Regions from separate parts of the Homo sapiens genome. Here region 1 is linked to region 2. The links are chromatin contacts, found by Hi-C in ENCODE. All regions are on one chromosome and are shown on one strand. Each heading gives the region's core, a stretch centred on a gene start or an enhancer-like site at or near the end of the contact. The rest is flanking DNA. Distances are from core to core; before and after follow the strand shown. Region 1 has its middle 300 kb from the start of LINC01846. Region 2 overlaps LINC01846 (long intergenic non-protein coding RNA 1846).

What was found. Hi-C counts contacts between places; a loop is a spot of excess contacts on that map. Pooled maps may share reads with other maps.
Region 1: a pooled map shows a loop between it and region 2 (4-fold over the local background). The contact joins two enhancer-like sites. A Hi-C loop is called at or near these places in 1 of 50 pooled maps.

What each region holds. Positions count from the first base shown.
Region 1 is chr5:98,453,402-98,460,242 of GRCh38, reverse strand. No RefSeq gene overlaps it. Among named protein-coding and RNA genes, the nearest start is that of LINC01846, 300 kb to the right of the region's middle. Within about 2 kb of position 4,387, at least 2 of the 41 ENCODE cell types and tissues checked have a DNase peak (open chromatin) inside an H3K27ac peak, as active enhancers do.
Region 2 is chr5:98,104,197-98,111,211 of GRCh38, reverse strand. The region is part of intron 3 of LINC01846 (long intergenic non-protein coding RNA 1846); the gene reads left to right. Among named protein-coding and RNA genes, the nearest start is that of LINC01846, 54 kb to the left of the region's middle. Within about 2 kb of position 1,516, at least 4 of the 41 ENCODE cell types and tissues checked have a DNase peak (open chromatin) inside an H3K27ac peak, as active enhancers do.

The DNA.
Region 1 (6,841 bases), core at 3,138-5,637, 350 kb before region 2:
TCGGCTTACTTCCCTCTGCACACTGCATATGCTTGGTCTTGCTTTTACACACATATACACCCACGTTCTGTCAAAGTCTGCCTCTAATTCTAGAGGCAGTTCCTCCACATATCAGTTCCTTTCTCAACCTCTCTTCAGTCAGATCAGGGTCATATGACCCAGGCCTGGTCACTTGGATCCAGGGAGATACCACTGAACTCCTCTTGGGAAAGGTTCTTTCTCCAATAAAATATATTCATGGACAAAAAGGCCATCTTTCCTTACTATGTTCTTCTCAAGTGTGAAGTCTGAAATTGCTTTAGTCCTCTGACCCTGAGGGGAGGCATCACTGACCTACAGTGTATAGCAGAGCAGAAAGATGGACAGTCTGCATCCTTGATTACATCACCACCTGGAAGACTTTCTTTATGTAATATAGTACAGATGCTTGTCATTTAAGTCAGTTTGAATTAGCTATTCTAGCACTTGCACTTAAAACCATCACAATATTTTGTGTTAAATGAGAAAATAGGTGAAGTGCTTAACAAGGAAGTGGAGCATAGTGATCAAGAGTAGAGGCATTGGAGCCAGACTGAGTTTTAATCTGGTGCTAGCAATGTAACATTGCACAAATGACTTAAACTCTGCAATGCCATATATTAGGAGGACAGAAAAAGTTGTTTTTTTGTTTGTTTGTTTTGTTTTGAGACAGAGTTTCACTCTTGTTGCCCAGGCTGGAGTGCAATGATGTGATCTTGGCTCTCTGCAACCTCTGCCTCCCAGGTTCAAGTGATTCTCCTGCCTCAGCCTCCCGAGTAGCTGGGATTACAGGCATGCGCCACCACGCCCAGCTAATTTTTTGTATTTTTAGTAGAGAGGGGGTTTCTCCATGTTGGTCAGGCTGGTCTCGAACTCCCGACCTCAGGTGATCTGCCTGCCTTGGCCTCCCAAAGTGCTGGGATTACAGGTGTGAGGCACCACACCCAGCCAAGAAAAAGTTTTCATCTCACAACTTAATAGGTACAAGTCATGGTATGAAGATAATAATACAAGGAGATATGTTAGAGGATGACTGGTCAATGTAGTTGGCAACTTTAGATGAGGTGATCAAATGTCGTCTGAAACCTAAATGATGAGAAAGGCCATACCAGTGGTTTTCTGGTGGTGGTGGGATGGAACAGTAATAATTTGGGGAAACTGTTGAAAAGTCTGAAGGTAGGAGCTAATCTGGCATAATCCAACCAACCAACTGACCAACCAACCAACAAAAATCAGAAAAAAGATTCAAATGCCTGAAGCATCACTAAGAAAGAGGGAAATAGTTTTCATTGAAGTTGGTGCAGTGGATGAGGGCCAAGTCATGCAGAGTGTGGAAAGAACTTTGAAGTTTTCTCTAAGAGCAATTAGAAAGCTTTGGTATCTTATTCATGCAGTAAATGAATAATCATATGTAATGTGTTGAGTACTTAACATATTGATACTGTTTGAGTATTTTACATGAATTACTCATTTAATATTTATAACAAACTTTTGAGGAAACTGAGGTAAATGTATATTGAGTAATTTTCCCAAACCTATACAGCTAAATGTGAGAGAGCCAGAATTTGAAGTTGGGAAGTCTAGTTTCATAATTCTTGCTTACTCCATTAAGCTTACAGATTCCGTTTTATGACTATGTGAATACAGCATGCTAAGGAAGGTGACGAAATAGAATTTGTTTCTTCTCCTCAAAGCTAAGCACAACTTTATTTCACCTGTAATTTAATTCAATTTAGTCTAACAATAACTTATTGATGTCTTACTCAGCGCATGATACTGGCTGAAGTTCTGGGGTATGGAAATGAAATTACCACTTTTCTCTTGACCTCACAGTTTAGCAAAAAGAGACAAGTGAATACATAAATATATTTAATGCAGTAAGTTTCTCTGATACTTAATATGAGTGCTCACCAATACCCAGTCATCCTCTTTTTTGAAGGCACACTTGCATTAAGCTAGGCAATGTGACTGATTTTGCCTGTAGATTCTCAGCACGTCACTTTTGAGCTGAGTCATTAAAATCCCCCGCAGAGTCTTCAGTTTCTTCTGTCCTCCTGAGGTGATTAAGGAAGCCTCATGTTTCCATAGCAGAGACATAATTTGGAAGCAGCCTGGTGGACCAATGAAGTCATTTCATAGAGAACAGCCCTGGGAAGATGCCAGACCTATCTGAATTCTCTATAAGCAAGAAATAAGCTTTGTTAGGTTAAATTGTTGAAATTTTAGGCTTTAGTTGTTGCCACAGGAAGGCATAGACTCTACTGTGTTTTCTGATATGAATGAAGCATATGTGAAGCACTCTGAGACACAAGAAAAAAAAAGGACATTAATTCTCAATGATAAAATGTAGATGTTTCCTCAGAAGTGCTAACATTTTAATTATGTATAAAAGATGAGGAAGACTTCAACAGTTAGAAAGATTAGTAGATGGACTTGAAGAGTGACCAGAAAGGGTTATCAGGGGAAAATGTATTAAGTGAATAAACACAGCATTATGTGAAAGTAAAAAAAAAATACATTTGAAAGACAGAAAATGAGGCCATGTAGCTGAAATATCTGATAATTACTAGTAAAGTGGTAGACAGATGTGAAGCTAATGGTAGAGAGATGTGAATAAAGAGAGAGATTAGGGGCCACTTGGGTTCTGATAAACCTAGTTCTTGAACTTGAGTTTGTACAATCTGGGAGAGCTGTTAGAAGCTTTTGATAGAGATGTGTGCGACAGCCACGAATAGACATCTATTGAATAGACCACAGTAATGATGATGTAGTCCCTGCCCTGTGTTGCTTGCAAACTATGATAGGAGATGTTAGATTATTTTGAAATCATTTGTTTAGGTGGCATTAAGTGTAAATTCAATAAGATAAAACACTTTTAGAGAAACCGAGGTAACTGACAGTGGAAGTTACATTTTCGCTGAGTCTTCAGTGTTCAAAAGGTGGTTAAGACTTCAAGTGGGAAGTAGGAAGGAAAAGGTAGAGGGGAAGGCCTCGTGTGAGGTAAGAGTTGGGCTCTGTGATAGCCTGCAGTCTGTGCCTAGGAAAAACAACTCAGGCAGTAATATGACCAATGACTCTAGCATTAACCAGATGTGAAAATGTGAACAGCTCAACGGGAACAGTAGTAGCAGGCATAACTTGTGTTGGATTAAATGGGTCAAGAGACCTCGCCAAGGTGCCTAGCTTAGACAGGTAAAGGAAAGATGCATGTCATTAGTTGAAATTGAGAAGGTAAGAGAGGTAGCACATTGAGGAGCCATAAAGCGCCAGCTGCTTCACCTCAGCCTAGGTCTGTAGGAGACGTAGTGGAGCCAGCTGAGTGAGAAAACAGCACTGCTTCTTACCATAATACTCGGGTGTGTATTGAATCCTCTTTCAACACATGAAGAATTTTTATTTTATACATTTATTCTTAATTTTTATGGATACATGTGAAGGATCTTAAGACAAAAATGAGCCCTCTGGAAAACAGTAGTGGTGCTCTCAAGAGGGAAAAGGAAAAGCAGTGGGTAGAGAGTTATTTATTTGATAATATTTACAAATTCCTATGGGTATAAATCTCATTATTATGGAGTAAACATGTTATTTTTTCAAGTATATGTAGATGTTGATATTGTAGATAAAATATAAATCATTACAAAATGATACTGCATACTTAGTAACTTCTTGTCATCATTAGAATTTCTTAATCACCTTATAATAAAAATACAACCGTTACCACCAACAGGGTCTGCAAAGCTTTTGATATTAAAAAGAAAACCCTGGCTGGGCACAGTGGCTCATGCCTCTAATCCCAGTAATTTGGGAGGCCGAGGCTGGCAGATCACCTGAAGTCAGGAGTTTGAGACCAGCTTGGCCAATATGGTGAAGCCGTCTCTACTAAAAACACAAAAATTAGCCGGACATGGTGGCAGGCACCTGTAATCCCAGCTACTCGGGAGGCTGAGGCAGGAGAATCACTTGAACCTGGGAGGCAGAGGTTGCAGTGAGCCGAGATTGCACCACTGCACTCCAGCCTGGGGGATACAGTGAGAAAATCCTCTCCTTGGAAAACCTGAGAATCTGCGCTTTGTTTTCTGGAGAATTATTTATATCACTGGCATATTAAATTACATATCTGAAGGAACCTGAAATTAATAAAATAGAAATTCATTCTTTTACTTTGAATGTAAAGCAAAAGGATCGGAGGGGGATGGTTTTCATTTGATGTAGTTAATAATATAAAGTTTGCACATCCAGACAGGAAAAATGTTACCAGGAGTTCTGAAGAAGCTCCTAGAACAACATCAAGTCTTAGTCATCAGTTCTAGCGATTTTTAAGGATTCCAATGCTTTGCATGTAAGTGTGTGGGGTTGGGGTTAAAAGGATTAGGAGAGATGTACACGTGCTGCAATGGGCTTCTCAGCCTGAAACTCTTGGGGAAACCAGGAAGTTTGCCAGCCCTTCACCTTATTTTCAGACAAGTTTTTCATTTGAAACCTGTGGATTCTATGCTTCATTTTTCTTGTGAAAGCATCTCTTACAAATTGTGGTGAAAATTGTTACTTTTTCCCTGTATGGAACTTTCATTCTTTGTGAGAAATTAGTTTACTGCAAATATAGAATGACTTTGCTGAAAGCATTTTGTTCAACTCAAGTACTAGAAGGTGATGCCCTTTACTGTTGTTTCAGTGAAAAGTCAAGGAGGGTTTAAGTAAATGTTTTCCTAATAAGTTGTATGGGGAATATATAACTCTACTCAGTGGAAAAATCTAAAAAGCAATTAGCAAAGGCACTGTTTGTTACTAACGACATTTTCCTGGAAGTCCGTTGTTACTATCAGCATGAAAGTTTTCCTACTACTTGTCCCCCTCTCTTTTGAGCTGGAAATCAGTTAACACCAAGTAGCTTCTGATTTCATTTTGCAAAGCTTTCTTTGTTAACATCTCCAGGTATTATATAAGGCTTTCCGTTGGCATAGAAATTTAATTAACTATCGTGAGTTTGCCTTCACTTTGACTATGATTATTTGATTTCAACTGCCTTTAGGGAGAAAAATACGGAAGTATATTACTCACCACTTCACATCTGTTGCAGTTTAAAAGACTCGGTTGCCAAGAATTGTATGAAGCATCACTTAGTAATGATTCAGGAAATGATTAGTCAATGCATCTTATGCTCAAAGTGAAGGGCACCCTCTGTTGTCCATCTTGCTATGATAGGGCCTTGATGTTTTCCAAGATACAGAATCAAGCTATAAATTTGAAATTTCTTCTTAGCTGAATATTGATAAATACATAGTGATAAATGACACACATAAGACAGTCTTTCAATATTCTAGTTAGAATGTTCAAGAATAGAGACAGGATCCCCCCAAAATAGACCCTGATATTGATAATGAAACAGCAGCAAACTGGCTTCATTTTCTTCTTCCACCAATTAACTAAGATTTCCATAGTCTTTTGATATCTCTGTGTATCAGTCTTCTCCTTTAGAAAATGAAGATGTTAATAACTGCACAATGTACAGTTGCAAAGATTTTATTTTTGCTGTGTGATTTAAATTTGAAGTGCAAATGAAGTTTCCAGCTTTTGTGTGTGTGTTTTGTAATTTTATGATGCAATTATTATTGCAACTACACTATGAAAAGGCCAGGGAACTGATGACTATCTTGTACACTTAAGTCTTTGGCTGAAAACTAATACTTCAAGAAGTTGCTTCTCTAAACTTTCTCCTTATATGACTCCCATTATTTTATTACCTCTTCTAAACATCTCTCACTTCTCTAAATGTTGTGATGGATATTTATTATTTATCCGTGCTTTGATTCTTGATTTCTCATAGTTAGACCTCTGCTATTTTTCTTAACAAATTGAATAACACTTGAATGTTTATTTTCATTTTATTTTCAATTCCTGTGCTGTTCCGTTTGTGTAACACAGCATGTCGAAGTCAAACTCGTCATCTTTATCCAAAACCTACCTTAGGTTTGATAGTTTTAGCAAGAAAGACCACACAATGGTAATCTGTTTTTTCTTTGGTGGGAATATAATATTTGGTTTGCTCATTGCAGTTCTGTTGGTCATCATTTCTAGATCTTTTCGATGGACAGAGTTAAGGTTTTCAGAGCTGATCTTTTTCAGTGGACAGAGCTAATGCAATTTGTATGCATGTGTGTGTGTGCGCATGTGTGTATATATAAAAATACACACACACATATATGCATATTTTATATTTAATAAGTTCATATTAAAGATAAAATACCTCGTAAACTCACACTGGTACTTCCTATACAAATTTTGGAGTACAAAGGTTTTACTTAATTTGTTTTATATTACATCTGTATCTCTTCTCTTTCACATTAAGAAACTCAGTTCCCAAGGACACAGGGGATAATATAATTAGAATTTCTGAAAATTTCTCATTTCCTTTATCCTACATCACCTGCATAATTGTCTCAGGATAGCAATTCTATTACCACCAATATTATTTAGAAAAAACAATTTTTTAATTTGCTCTCCCCACTCTCATCTGTTTTTTAAATAAATTGTCTTACATTGTCCTGTATCTACATATAATATTAAATATTATAATCTCTCATTTTTAGCTCTCTTTTAGTATTAATTTTACAAGTAGTTATGTATTAGTGTTCACCACTAGTTTTATGTCAATGTTTCTCTAGTCATTTTGGTTTTGTGAAGTTTGCTCTCTGGTAGGTTTCTCAAGAAGGCCTCATGGGAACAATATTTCTAGAGTTCTTGAATGTTGATAACTTGCAAATTTGCCTTTTCTTCCTTTTTTTCCTAACCACTAGACCGGCAGGAATGCTCTTTATTCTTGAAA
Region 2 (7,015 bases), core at 267-2,766:
TATGCGTTTAATTAATTTTACTTATAAAATGTTTCTATCAGTCCCTTAGCTCAGGGGTTCCCCAACCATCAGGCCGCAGACTGGTACCCTCCATGGTCTGTTATAAACCAGGCCACACAGCAGGAGATGAGTGGTGGGCGAGCCAGCATTACCACCTAAGCTCCTCCTTCTGTCAGATTAGATCAGCAGCAGCATGAGATTCTCAATAGTAGCTTCTACCCTGTATTCCAACTGGGCATGTGAGGGATCTAGATTGTGCACCTATGAGAATATCTGATGATCTGAGGTGGAACACTTTCCAAAACCATTCCCCACAACCCTCCCCCCACCCCGCCCAACAAATCCTTCCCATCCATGGAAAAATTGTCTTCCACGAAACTGGTCTCTGGTGCCAAAAAGGTTGGAGACCACTGCTTAGCTAGTTCTTAAGTGAGACAAATTTGAACACACTGTATAATTAGATTAAAGTAAACATTTCTGAACCCAGCTTTTTTCTTAATTTTACTTTGAGCAACAGGTGATGGTAACTGTGCCTAGTATTTCCTATATTTCATGTTCATGCATGTTTATCAAGCAAGTGCAATATGTAGCATAGCTCCGTAGTGATCCCTGCTTCCTGTGAGAGAGTCGGCTCAAAGTTTATGAATATTTGGAGGATGAGGCAGAGCAGCAATCTTATCAGCTTTAATTTGTCACTCTACAGCTTGCCTCCATATTAAGTCCTCACATCCAGAGATGGTCCATAACTTTGAGATTAGCTAAGCCTATGAGATAATGCATTTTATTTCATTAACCATCTGTGGTGTGCTGCCAGGGATTTATAAATGCTGGTCGATGCTTGTGTTCCCTTAAGGATAATTTTGCAATCAGTCTGCAAAAGATGTGAATAGAAACCACCCAGCCCTGAGGAAAGATGACATCGTCACTCAGATAAATAAAGATATAGGGAAAAAATGATGACTAAATAAAATATATGGTATCTAAGCCAAATTAGAGAAGACAAACTTCCTAGAAGGAGCCATAGAAAGATAAAATAATGAGAACTTTAAAGACAATCTGGTTCTATTTCTTCACTTTAATGATGAGAAAAAATGTGCTCCAAAAAGAGCTTCTTTTCTTCTTCTTTTTCTTTCTTTCTTTTTTTTTTTTTTTTCAGGGTCATGGGCTATGTGAGTTGAAGACAACTCTGAGTCTAGTGTTTTCACTGGGAAGCCTTTCTCTCTGGAGCATCTCACAGAGAGGTTACTGCAAGCACACCACACCCCAGCAGTCTGGGAGCCTGTATTCTTTTAAAACAGAACTTAACAAAGGACACAGACACACAAACCCACAAAAAGATTACTGTTAGCAAACAGATGACTGAATCACTGGGTCTTTTCCACTTTTGATTTGAGGGGTATATGATGATTAATGCAGGATGATGTGAGAGGCTGCTTTCTGCACAAAAAAAGTCTGGAGCACTAGGGAAAAAGTGGAAAAGGAAAAAAAGCTGATGTTCAAAACCACAGAATCATATGTGACAGAAGGAGCCAGAACCTCTCCAACTAAGGCTCACAGAGCACACCACATAGAGGCTAGCGTGGCTCAGGCTGCCTGTGCCAGTCTACTAGGCTGGTACTCTCTGCTCTGAAGGCGGGGGAAGGAAGAGGATTGGAAAGCAGCAAGGTCAGGTGGCTCTGGCACTCTACCTGTAATGCCTTAAACACATCCCAAGGCTTGCATGGACGAAAGATGGGCTTTCTGAGGCTACATGGACTTTAAAGATTGAATACAATTCCAAATGAAGGTACAATTTGCATTTAGCACACATGGATCCCTTTGAAATGTTTCACTGGAGCTGGTGGTAAAAATTTTTGTTTATGAACAAAAATTTTCCAGTTGTCTCTGGATATATTCCTAAGACCCTCTGACTAAACATACACTGCATATATTTGTTTAACATACAATCAGATTGATTCTGTACAAAATATGTAATGTGATTATATTTGCTTATATGGTAAAAAAAAAAAAAAACTTCACATCTGTCTGCATGCATCTGTCAGAAATACCTATGGCAATATACTGACAGAGGAAATTCTTTCACTATTTATTATGCATAATGTGGACTTATAATTGCATAAGAACAGAAACAGAAAAGTTGATGTGAAAATGTACCCCACACTTGGACAATGAATGATTCCCCAGTCCAAGCTTTTAAAGTATTTTACATACAATTCTTAAACAGATTAAAATACAAATATAGATCAAGAATGATTCACCTGATCTTTGCCTGATCCCAAGCTGGCTTATAAAAACCTCACTTAAATTACAGTTTATCTTCTACTGCCCACCAGAATCCCATAGGCTTCATGTATGGAAAATCTAATTCAGAAGGATCAAACTGGGGTTAGGAATGTATGTTTTAAAAAGCTCTAGATATCTAAGTAATTTGTCATATTTTTAACTTTAAGAACTTCTGACTCACAGCACCATCACTTCCCCTAACGCAAATCCCAAACATAAAGTTTACTGTCTCATGCTTGAAGAATATGAGAACTGTTCTGATGAACCAAAGCTGTGAGGACATGGGAAAGAGTAGTTATTCTAAAGGGCCAGTATTAGGCCCAGATGTTTAGGTAAAGAGAATTGAGAGTCAGTCCCTCAAGCTAGCATATCAGACTCCTCAAGGGCAGCATTTGTGTCTCATTTGCATCCTCACTTCTGGCACAGAATTTTATGCTGAAAAGGGCTTGATCAATGAAAGCAGCATTCTCACTGGGGAGAGTGGACCATCAACATTTTTTAAGGTCTATGCAACTCAGAGGAGAAGACCAAAAATTAAAAAGAACTAGGGGAAGTATATTAGATATAGATGTCTATTATCTACTTTCATACTGCATGAAGTTTGGACTAACATTTAAATGATCAAGGACATGGAAGTTGGACAGCTATATTTAGCTCTACTTTAAAAGATCAGTGAGTGGCTCTAGTGTTTATTCCTTGCTTTTCCTCAGAGTGTCATATATCTGTTTCAATAGCTATGGAATCTAATATATACACATAATGTAAGATAAATGTATGTGTATTGATCCCTTTCTCCTAAAATTAATGAGATGAATCTAGCTATTTGCAAAGGATTCATTGATAAGGATGCTGAAAGGAAAGAAACATGGAGGTTAACGGGCCCATTTTGTCATGTAACCATTTTGATGAATAGTGAGAAGGTAGATCCCTGCTGTACTAAAGTCTTTTCTCTTTAAATAAATAATAATGATTTACTTCTATAACCACTGAGCTTTTATGCCTTAGGTCTAACTAAGACTTTAACGGGAGAATAAGGGAGGTACAAGAAGGATACCACCTGAGATAACATGAACTAAGTCTTTATTAACCATAACTTGACATTAGCTGGCAACTCATTTCCTCTAAAATGCAGTATTACAAAGGTTTTACTGTGTGTATACCCATGTCTATATGGTAATGAGATGGGTTTTTTATGTGGTTTATGGAAAGCAGCAATCATTATTTTATAGCCACTTCCCACCCTTTTCCCTATTCTCAGCAGTAAATTCTCTTTCTTTTAATGTTCTCTATATCCCCACCTCAATTTCTAATGTCTCTTAGGTCAACAATGTTCTAAATGTCCAATAAATTCAACTTCAGGTTTCTCTTATTGTTTTTCATCTCTGATCTATCTGAACATACCACTCATTAGGAGTGAGAGCAAGAGAAAAATTTATTTTTGTTGAGAGATTTATATTTAGCATTTTACAATTTCTATTGCATAAACAGGAAAGTTAAATCATATAATAATAAGATGATTGTTTTAGATTACTAAATAGTTCATCTAAAAGGAAAACAGAAAAAAAAGAAACCAACCTGTGTTTAAATATTTTAAGAAATTAAAGGTTTTTTTTTTTTTTTTTTTTTTTTTTTTTTTTTTTTTTTTTACCTAACTTTTAACCAACAAGTTCTTTAGTTAGACAGAAATGGGAAGAAATTGTGGGGTTCAAAGACCATAAGAATACAGCCAGCAGGTTTAGAAAGAAGATTTGTTTGTGGGAAAAAAAGTACAAGTATGTTATCAATTAGAAACATATCATAGCCTTTTTCTGTTGGAAAAAGGAATTATTTTTGGACTGTAACATGTTAGTCTCACGGTGTTTCTCCCCTTAGATTTGGAGTTTAAATAATATTAAAAAAAAAAAAAGCTGTCTGGTTTCCCACAATCCACAGGAGGTTTGTGTGTCTGCACTCTTGCTCACACCCTGAAATTCCGTTATATTAGTCTCCTTCCCTCTCTGGGGAGCAGATGATGCCTCTTCATCTTTGCAGAGCTTGCCTTCACATGGTAATGAAACCCACTAAGGAATGCAAGAAAAATTATGAAAAAAAAAGGCTAGGTTAAATGATACTTCAACTGCTAAATCTCAATGATGTCAGCTCCTCAAGAAACATGTGCATATGTGGTTTCCCCCAAGAAATCCTACCTAAACTTCCTATCCTCCTAGTCTCTGATATTTTTGATATTTTCTCAAATGAAAGAATACCACCAAAGCATACAGCATGTACACACTAAATTATACTTTAAGTACCATATGACATTTACAGAAAGGGTCTTAAAAACACTAAACATCTGTTTGGACATGAAGAGGAAATGACCATTGTGAAATTTCTCAGGAAAATCAGTTTACTGGGAATGACATGGAAGGTCAGGAGCAATTATATTTTCTGTTGCAGCTGCTTAAACACTGGCTAGAAATTAAAACATTGGAATAACTTCTTTGCTTTATGGTCATGATGCAACTCAGTGGTTTTAAACTTGTTACCAAGGACAAGCCAATCCCGAAAATAGGTCCATTTTTCACTAATGCTTTAGAAAAGAAAATGTTTAGCTTTCCCCAGTCTGTCAATCTTGTGGTAAGGAAATGCCACCAGGGTACCTTTATAAGAATTTGGGCTCAGAAACAGCTGTACAAATCATAAAATAAGTTTTTTCCCCTTTAATCCAACTGGCATTCAAGTCAATGAGCATTTTCAGAAACAAATTATAAAGCAGACTCGCTTCGAAACCCAACCTGAAAAGAGAGACACACACAACCATGACAACCTGTTTACAACTGGATATTCTGATTTTCAACACTGGAAAATGAGGGGAAATCGTCTATGATACTGTAAGCAAAGCTCTCCTAGTGTTCTCTACTTGCCTGTAGATGGAAAAGCAAATCAATGCAATAGCCCCAGGTTTCTGGAAGAACGAGAAAAAATGTCCTTGAGAGATGATACGAAGGATATTATTCTTTCACGAACTAATATTCTCTCCTTATTGGTTTTTAAATGAACAAAGGACTTAAATCCCCCAATGGGAAGCTAAATAAAGCCTTTGCAGTACACAGCAATAACAAGTGAATCACTGAAACTAATTTTAACCCCAGAGTGACAGAAATGGTAAACCGTTTCCTTCCCCCTTGCACCCTCCCCTCCCTGCACGCAAAATTTTGCTGTTAGATTTCACCACATTAAAATGTAATTTCATCTTATTCAATGCCTGCCTTTGTTACTTCTAAGAGTCTAGCTTCCTTTCTTCCCACACTAGTAGGGAAGAAGGCACAATTTTTTATTATTTATTTTTAAAAACATATGTGTTTTTTTAAATTTTATTTTATTGTGGTGAGAATGCAACATGAGATCTATTCTTTTCACACATTTTTAAGTGTACAGTATATTATTGTTGACAGTGGTTACAGCAGATCTCTAGAGCCTGTTTATTTTGCTTCACTGAAACTCTGCGCATTTTATTGACAGTGGGCAGAACCATAGCTGCCCTGGTAAGATACTGCCAGTAAGCACTGGCAATTAAATTGGGCAGTGCAATATGTCCCCCACAAGAGTTCTGAAAGCCTGTTGTAAAGATATCTAAGATGGTAGAGTGTGTTTAGGAAAGATCACCTTTCCTGGTTCTCTTCTTTCTCCTATGAGAAAGACTCTGTCAGCGGAGGAGCCAGACACACAGGCCAAGGAGAGGTTTTTTTTATTTAAATCGGTGCAATATGTTCTGAGCCTCTCACCTTGTGCCTTGCACAGAGATTTTGCCCTAAGGAATCTTGCTTCCTGAGTGAGCAGATCTCAGAAAAGCAAACAACAGAGTTCTGTTACAAATAAATTATTATGAAACCATTTCTGTGTTTGAACATCTGAAGGGCTCTGTATGGCTTTGTAGAGCAGCAAGATCTAGAGGAAAGGGATGCTGTGGTAATCACCCAGGACTTAACCCAGGGGATTGAAAAATAACCCAGAGTTTGGCCAGTAGAAGACAAGGGGAAGGTTCAGATTGCTAAACTCAAAGCTGTTGAGAAACTAAGTGTTGATGAGAGAACACTCAAATCATTAGGATAAAAAGAATCAGCAAACTCTTTGGTAGAAAGGTAAACAAAGGGAGATGACCCACCTTCCCCTTTCTTCCCTACCCTCAGTTCTCCGTATTCACTTTGAACAGCTGAGTATCATTCAACAGCAATCAACATTTAATGAGCGCATATTATGAGAGGCAAAGAGCACAATCCTAATCACACATGAGCCAGGCACAGAGCAAGATCCTAATCACATAAAGTGAATCAAGACATGGTTCCTAACCATAACACCCATAAAAATTCTTCAATGGAGTGCTGCCCACACGGCTTTGAATCTATCATTAGTTGGATAATTGATGGTGTGGTTTTTTCAAGGCCTAAACTTTCTGAGTGCTCAATGGGCCAACAACTCTGCAAGCCATTTAAACTGTAATCTTTCTGATTAGACCTATAAGTTAAACATCACCTACCACCATTTTACTGACATGAACTAAATTATGAACAATGAAGAAACTTGCCCAAGCTTTGCTGTAAATGGCAGAATTGAGATTTAGATGTTTTTATGACTCAACACCAATGGGCTGTTAACATGTAAGTGCTGGTGTTCTTCATTTAGGTAGTTTATATAACAGATATTAATTACCTCCTCCTACTGTTGTTTAAAAAGCATTTTATGCAGAAATGGA